2 separate regions of the Homo sapiens genome follow, and region 2 is linked to region 1. A link is a contact called in ENCODE Hi-C or POLR2A ChIA-PET data. All regions are on one chromosome and are shown on one strand. The core of a region is the stretch at or near the end of the contact, and the rest is flanking DNA. Distances in the headings are between cores, read along the strand shown. Region 1 has its middle 8.4 kb from the start of LINC02097. Region 2 holds the start of SOX9-AS1 (SOX9 antisense RNA 1).

The links. Hi-C counts contacts between places; a loop is a spot of excess contacts on that map. ChIA-PET counts read pairs that join two places held with the same protein, here RNA polymerase II (POLR2A). Pooled maps may share reads with other maps.
Region 2: a loop to region 1 is called in a map of GM12878, with 2.4 times the contacts of the local background. The contact joins the promoter of SOX9-AS1 here to the enhancer-like site in region 1. A Hi-C loop is called at or near these places in 3 of 168 maps with a recorded cell type or tissue (GM12878, breast epithelium and mammary epithelial cell), 2 of 37 single-sample maps with no recorded cell type and 2 of 50 pooled maps. POLR2A ChIA-PET finds 5 or more read pairs at or near these places in 4 of 52 experiments (GM10248, HCT116, OCI-LY7 and 1 more).

The regions. Positions count from the first base shown.
Region 1 is chr17:72,062,054-72,065,869 of GRCh38, reverse strand. No RefSeq gene overlaps it. Among named protein-coding and RNA genes, the nearest start is that of LINC02097, 8.4 kb to the left of the region's middle. Within about 2 kb of position 1,894, at least 2 of the 41 ENCODE cell types and tissues checked have a DNase peak (open chromatin) inside an H3K27ac peak, as active enhancers do; they include breast epithelium, where a contact is called at or near this core.
Region 2 is chr17:72,114,098-72,117,937 of GRCh38, reverse strand. It overlaps SOX9-AS1 (SOX9 antisense RNA 1), which reads left to right and starts at 1,922. Exons shown (of 7, transcript NR_103738.1): 1 at 1,922-2,084; 2 at 3,538-3,732. RefSeq lists an enhancer at 1-242.

The DNA of each region.
Region 1 (3,816 bases), core at 645-3,144:
TTATAAAGGGGAGTTCCCCCGCACAAGCTCTCTTGCCTGCTGCCTTTGCTCCTCATTTGCCCTCTGCTGTGATTGTGAGGCCTCCCCAGCTATGTGGAACTGTGAGTCAATTAAACCTGTTTCCTTCATAAATTGCTCAATCTCGGGTATGTCTTTATTAATAGCGTGAGAACAGACCAATACAATGCTTTAAAGTCTTAGGGCATAGCCTGGCCATCATAATATTTACTGAGATGAAGAATGTTTAAACATTCCCTATTCAGGTAAGATGTTCAAGATTGAAAGAGATTCCCTCTGACCACTGTCTAAGATGGCGTGGGGGAAACCATCAGGTGACTTTTACAGTCTGCGTTTATGTACCCCATGTGTAAACATGAGGTAACAGAGTGATGGGCCATTTTTTGAAGCACCTTGGAGTCTATTTTCCACTCCATGGCCTATTAGTTTGAGGTGGAGGATGCGGGGAGGGAAGGAAAGACGAGACGTTCCCATTGCTAGATACCTCTGGGGTTTCTATTTTGTTGTTGTTATTGCTTCAGAATGTTGATCTTTCACTCTTTTTTGGATGACAAGAAAGTGATTCATGTTCAAGGGGTGGGGTCCCATCCTCTGTTTCACCGACAGCGAAACTGTCAAAAAACCCATCCTTATAAACACCAACCTGGCAAATGAGACCAAGCCTCCATATGGAAAATCAAAGTAAGGGATTTGGCAGGGAGTTGTAAAGATGGTTTGAATCAGAGGCAGAGACAGCCCATGGATATTGGGGTGGGGGGTTGGGGGCTGTCTGCCCCATCGTGCCAAGAAGGCTGGGAGCTTGGGCCAGTGAGTTTTCATTCTTGGGAGAAGGCAGGCCCTATTTATGGTGGAAGCCAGATCATGGCAGTTCTCTGGTTTAAATTCAGCTCATTGGAGGGTCCTCCAAGCTAATTGGGAAGGAGCCGGCTGTATTTTCTTTCCTGCTTAATAACAAGGGGGAATTGCTTACAGCTCTGGACTTTATTAGGGGGGAATTTGACATTGTTTTGTTGGACAGAGGCTCCATCCAGGGAGCTAATCTCTCACACCTGTTTGGCCTTGTTAAAGAGCCAAGGGGCCCTGGCTTGTTTGCTATTGGTTATTGCAGAGACTGATAAAAAGGGAAGAAACAGACCAGAGAAAGGATGCAGATTTTCCTCCTCAATCTTAACTCTAAAAATCTAGACCTAAAGATGATACAGGTGCCAGTGACAGAGTTAATAAGTCCAATATCAGTGTATGAATTAGGTCCATTCAAAAACGCCAGTGCCCAGGTGTACTGACACGTGTCTGTAGTCCCAGGTACTCAGGAGGCTGAGGTGGGAGGATCCCTTAGGCCCAGGAATTCAAGGCTGCAGTGAGTTAAGATCCCATTACTGCACTCCAGCCTGGGTGAAAAAGATCCCATCTCTAAAAACAAAAAAACAAACCTACAAAATATCCACGAAGCCCCCCTCCCACAAAAACGCCAATGCCCTAAATACTTACAAAGTATCTGTCATTTGCAAGGCATGGTCCTGTGCCAGTAACTTGTGAGTTAAGCAGAGCTCCTACCCTTTGGGGAGTTATACGTTAGTCATCCCAAGAAAACATTGGAACATGTCTCAGGATTCTAGGAAGTTGGGACTCTCAGGAAAAGGGATTCCTTAAGGAACTGATACTGGCTCTTTGCCTAGGCTTTTTCTTTCACTGGAGTAATCTCCAACATTATAGGCTATTTCATAAGTCTGGGGAACCTGGCCCTTTATCCTTTGGGGGAAATTTTACCCTAATTAGTGCTCTTAGAATAATGATTAAGAGAACCTGAAGAAAATACAAGGTGAGCATAAGACACCTGGAGGGAATGGAAAATCCCTCTTCCTGTGGGATGAGCGCATGACAAACCCTGGGGCCTTCTGGTGACCAGTCACACACATTTCCTCTTCTTGTCATGTGAGCTTTGAAGGAGGAGTCCACCAATGCTGGAGTAAGGAGCTCTTTGAACAGCTGAAGGCATAATAAAAAGGTGCTGGCTCTTAGGGATTGAAGAGCAAGGTGTCTTGCACTTTGATTGGTAGCTCCATCTCTGGACTTGAGGTGTCTGGGTTTGTATTTCAACCAGGGCCAGGCCCACATCATTTGTGGGGCTCAGTGAAAAATGCAAATGCCAGGTCCTGGCCAGAAGTCAGCAAGTCATGGGTTCATAACCCCCATCCACAGTAAACTGGAGACCCCCAAGGGGATTGCAACTTCCATCCCAGGACACGCTCAGAACCAGGACTGGGATTGGGTAGAGGCTCCCTCAGAGGTGGGATTGGCTGCTGCCTTCCCCATCTGGAGATATCACAGGGTATGCGTCTGACCCTGAGCCTCCATGGATCTGTGCCCAGCTTCACCACTTACAAGCAGTAAAAGCTTGAGAATGTTACCTAACCTCTTTATGCATCGATTTTTCAGTCACAGTCATGATGATGACAGCAGCTGTCTCAAAGGGATATGGTAGAACATTTAAAACCCTAAGACACTTGAAGTGCTCAGAGCAGTGCCTGCCTCTTAACCAGCAGTACTGTTAACCATTATTATGGATGCAGATTCACCAGTTGCTTTGCTGTGGTAGGGTGTATGCTTGGAGCTGTATATTTTTTTCACCCAGTTCTCCCAAAGGGCTCCGACTTGTTCTCTTTGCTCTCTTATAACCAGTGGCAGGATATTCTAAGATATCTTCTCCAGGCTTTAGGAGGAGAACCATATTAATATAGAACGTAGAATCCTCTGCCCCCTCAATACACACACACACGTACACACATACACAGGCATACATAGTCTTACAACACAAACACACATACTCCCCTCAATAGCATTAAATGCTAAGGTGAGGTTTTTTTTAAAGGGCCCCAAGGAGATGATGGTTCTTTGGGGGTGCTTAAGGGTCCCCATGAGAAGCCAACAGGAGTAACCAACCACTGTCATCCCACCATTCCCATTCAACTACAGAAACTTTTCATTTTCTGTGAGTTGTATTTTACTGTTTCAAATAGAATTTTGCTGGAAAACATAGAGTTTTGCTATTCTGAAAAAAAGTATGAAAACCAGCACTCTAATCAATGATGCTGTAGGACCTTGACTCTGCCATAGTTATTAGTCTATTGAATTTGATTACTCTGGCCAGGGATGCAGTGGCTGAAGTGGGCACACAGTTCAAACCCTGGGCTCTGATATTAAATGCCCTTTACCCAAGGAGGTACAGCCAGTAAGCTTGGTTGGGATTGACAACATGGCTTTCAGATAGGCTCTCTCTCCCCACTGGACTGCCTCCTTGCTTAAACTGAGGTCTAAGAGGGATAGAACTTGCCAGAACAGCTGTTCCAAAAAGTATTTTGACTTTCTCATGAGAATCAGAAGACCTGGGTTCTGTTCTTATCTCAGCCATTCTCCATTGTGTGACTTTGGGCAAACTATATAAGCCTTTTGAGCCTTAATATGCTCATCTGCAAAGTGGTACTATGCTCTGGTTCGTTTTTCCTACAAGAACGTCACGAGGCTCACACAATATGGTTTGTAGAAAAGTCCTTTTGGAAACTATAAAACACTACGCAGATGTGTGAAAAATTTAAGAGTGTACTCTTGCCTCCTTTGTCTGTTTTCTTTTTCATTAAATTTTTTTATTTGTATAAATTTAAGGGAAGCAAGTGCAATTTTGTTACATGGACATATTGAGTAGTGGTGAAGTTTGAGCTTTCAGTGTAGCCATCACCTAATAATATACATTGAACCTATTACACAATTTCTCATCCTTCACCCCCCCCTTCCACTCCCCTA
Region 2 (3,840 bases), core at 673-3,172, 52 kb before region 1:
CCGGCGCCGGGCTCAATTTCCCCAGCGGGGGCCGCCAATCTCTCCTCCGCGTCTACGCGGGAGCTGAGACCGGAGCCCAGAGTTGCTGGCGCAGGGCGAGTTTCTCGCAAACACTCAGTGCTCAGGATGGGGGTGAGGGATGCGAGCTGATGGGGTTCCTTTTACCTGGCGAATTAAGGACCACAACCTCCCTATCCAAACTTCCTTAGCAAAAGTGGGGACGGTGTTTAAATCCGTTTTCGGTAGGGACGCTTTTCTGTCCCTAGGGAAAGTTTGGTGGGGTGAGCAGCGGCGTCCCCCAAATATCTCAGCCCCGGACAATGTTCTCATTAGAGGTGATGGGAGAAGGGGTTACCCCTTGTCTATTCCAGTTCCCCAGGCCGGGTCCCTTGCAGGTAGAAGACTCCTATCCCTGGAGGGACAGGTCCCCGTGTCGCGGGCTCCCAGCCGCTCCTGTAATTAGTACATTTCGCTGGGCTTGGAGAGTGTTTATCGTCCGCTCTTCACGCCGGACACGAGTTTCTTGTGGAAGGGAGCGGCCGGTAAGCCCGTCTCTGGACTGGCGCTGGGCTGGACAGCAACAGCTAAGGGGAAAAGGAAAGTACCAGATAGCGTCGTAGGTGCGCAATAAATATCTGTTGACTGATCGAATAGATGTCACCTGTGGACGTGTTGCCCGAGTGAGTGCATGTCCCATCACAGCCGCCAGACCTCCCAGCGACAGTTGCGAACACGCGATGCTTGTGCATTCCTGCGTGTGTATTTCTCCCCACACGGGAGCCCGACTTTGGGAAGTTGACCGGCATGTGCCACTCAGGGCTGTGGAATCCCGACTCCGCTAAAACTGCAGACCAAGAGGCCCGTTTCAGTTTTCTTCCCTTTCCTGTTTTCGAAAAAAAGAAAGATGAGGTGGACGGGAGGTGTCGGGTGAGGGGGCGCGAACCTCCAATCTGCCCTGGTGACCTGGCCGGGTCTGGGGGCGTCGGGCGGCTGTAACACAGCAGGGCGCCCCGGGGGTACGGACCGGAGCCCAAGTCAGAGACCAGACCAGCTGGCTTGTCGTGGAGCTGCGGAGCCGATCAGGGAAAAAGGAGGGGTGGGAGTGGAAGGCCCCAGTCCCAAAGGGACAGCGCTCCCAAAGGGAGCGTGCTCTTTTTTCATTCTGGGTTTTGCGAAAATATCTGTCCTTAGCTGTGGCACCGGGGAGCCGCGCGTCATGCGGCTTCCCTCAACTCATCCCTAGAACGCCCTGCGGAAAATTTCCTAGGCCATCTCTTCCCCCTAACGCCCACTCCCACTATTTTAAAAAGTCTTTCAGGCATTTTTAGCTGAAGGTGATTTTGCCTTGGTGATTTAAAAGTAAAGATACAGTAAGCGCTCAACGCAGTGGTGCCTCCTTTGCGACATACTCGGCCGGGGCCACTTCGGCCCCAAGAGCTTCCTCCGCACGAGCAACTGCTCCTCCCCTTCGATCACCTTTCAGTTTAGGTCTATGCAGTCTCAGGTACCGACCAAAGAGGGCTGAGATTCTCAGGATGGTTTTGTGGGGTTTCCCTAGGGGAGGGCAGGCTCAATGGCGATGATTGCATCTCAGCCTGGAGGGATTCTAACCAGCGCTTCCCTCTAAGAGATCCCATTGGGTGGGTGATTATTCCGGATCTTAATCAGAGAAAGTGTCCCCATCAAGCCACGGAAATAGAGGACATGCTTGTAAGGTGCAATTTCGAAGGTAACGGTCAGAGTTAAAGACCAATTATCCTGTCTTCCCTGCGATCCTTTCCGTCTCAACAGGACCCGGGAAGTCCCGGGCAGAGCGCATCTCCCTGGCTCCTGCAAGCTACGGCTTCACCCAGCTTCGTGTTGGGCTCCGTTTTGGTTTTGGAGCGGCGTGAGGGAGTCTCGGGGGCTGGGTCGACTGCCACTGGCCTGAGCTCCGGACTCCGGGGACAGCGCGTCCTGTCCCGAGGGCCTCCCGCCCCCCGGGAAGGCCAAGGTCATGAGGTCAAACCCCAACTTTTGGGCTTCCGCGAGAGTAAAGCCCCCGGATGGTCCTCGGAGCTGTGACGTCACAAAAAGTGCTTGGGGTAGGCGGACCCACGGCTTTGTTAAACAGCCCAGGGGCTTCGGGGAGGAGTGGGGGCCCAAAGCAACTCAGGGACCCGTTGAGCTTCCTGCTTTGTCATTGTTTATTTCAAATTAATTTCATGATGCCTGTCGCTGACTGCAAAGGCTGCAGGAGAGACAGGCTGCCCTCGGGGTCTCTCCCAGCCTAGATAGGCAGACCAGGGATTTTTGAGAAAGCAGAGATTTTTGGTTTTCTTTCTTTCTTTCTTTTGTTTCTCTCTGTGCCATCTTTCTCCCAAGGCCCTTTCTCTCACTGATGTAAAAGGAAGAAGTGGAATAGTAAATGTCTTCTTTTTCTGTCTTCAGCCTTTTGTTTTCCGGATGGGTTGTGAAATTTGGACTGGCCTAGGAGAGGGGACAGTATTCCCCTTCCAAATCATTAAGACCCGGAAAATATAACAGTGTTCCTGTCACTATCTTTTGGATCACATGTGTTTACCCCCACGAGAAAGGGCAGGTTGATTTCTTCCACAGAGTTCTAGGACTGGAACCTGTTACTTTTTCTTCCCTAGTTTCCAGGTTGGCTAAAATGTGAGGGAATCCTGACAGAACACAGACAGAAGGCATCAACTGTATTACAGAAACTGGTCCCCTTTGGGGTCCCCCTAAAGCTCGCAAACTGTTAGCTTTGGTTGGCAAAAGAAGACTTTTTGTCTCATCTGCCTTAATATCCACAGGCAAAGCAGAGACAGATAAACAGTTACTAGTATAATTTAGGGGTAGGGTCACTATAGATTCAAGTATATGGGCATTTAATCTTTCCCCTAAATACTCATTTTCTTGGAGCAGTGGAGACATCTCATAGGTTGAGATGTTTTCCTCAGCAGCCAGGAGAAAAGGTGGTGTCTAACCCTGACGGAGGGGTTGATACTGTACCTGGAAGGTATGCTTTCTACCGTATGATTGGACAGAAAGGCAGAGTAGGTTTGCTCAGATATTCCACCCAGGCGTTCACCCCATCCCCACGCCTCCAGGGTCCACTTCTCCCCAGGGACCTGGCTCTAGAGTTTTCCTAGGGAGCTCCCAGTAGAGCATTAGTTTGAACCCCAACTATATTAAATATATGCTGTATCATGGGCGGCAAAGCAGGCTGTTGCGGGTGCTTGCAAATTTGCAAAGTATGGACGAACACGAGGCTGGGCAGGGATGGGGGGAATGGGGTGGCTACATCTAAATCTTTCTAGGACTCCAGATGACAGAGTAGAGTTCTGGGTAGAGGAAGTACAACGTGGTGGAGACACCATGTCCTTTCCATCCTGTCTTTCCCTGTCACTTGTCATGTCTCTCCCATTTAGCCCAACGTCAAATCATTCTGATTTTTGAATAAATCAATTCAGTGAATATTGCCTGAGGGCTGACAATGTGCCTAAACTTCTGAAGGAGACAAGATTTCATCTCTGCTGTTGTCTCCAGGTCTGGTTTCCCGCAGAATCCAGCCTCTGTCCACGTGAACTCTGCTCTGTCCTCTGGGCTCATAATGTTCTGAGACTCTTGCTGCCTCTTTCATGGATTCCCCTTCTATTTCCCTGAGACGACTCACAGGTCACAGAAAGCTGCCTCCCATCCTTGCGGCTCCATCAAGGTGCTTTGGAGGCAGGTAAAGCGCAGGTAAGGAGTGGCACCCCAAGCTCCTGGCTTGGTGGCAGACTCAGTCCCATCTCTTTCCTCTTGGCCCCAGGAGCCCTGCTGATGCTGTGTTGCCCTTTGACTGGGCCA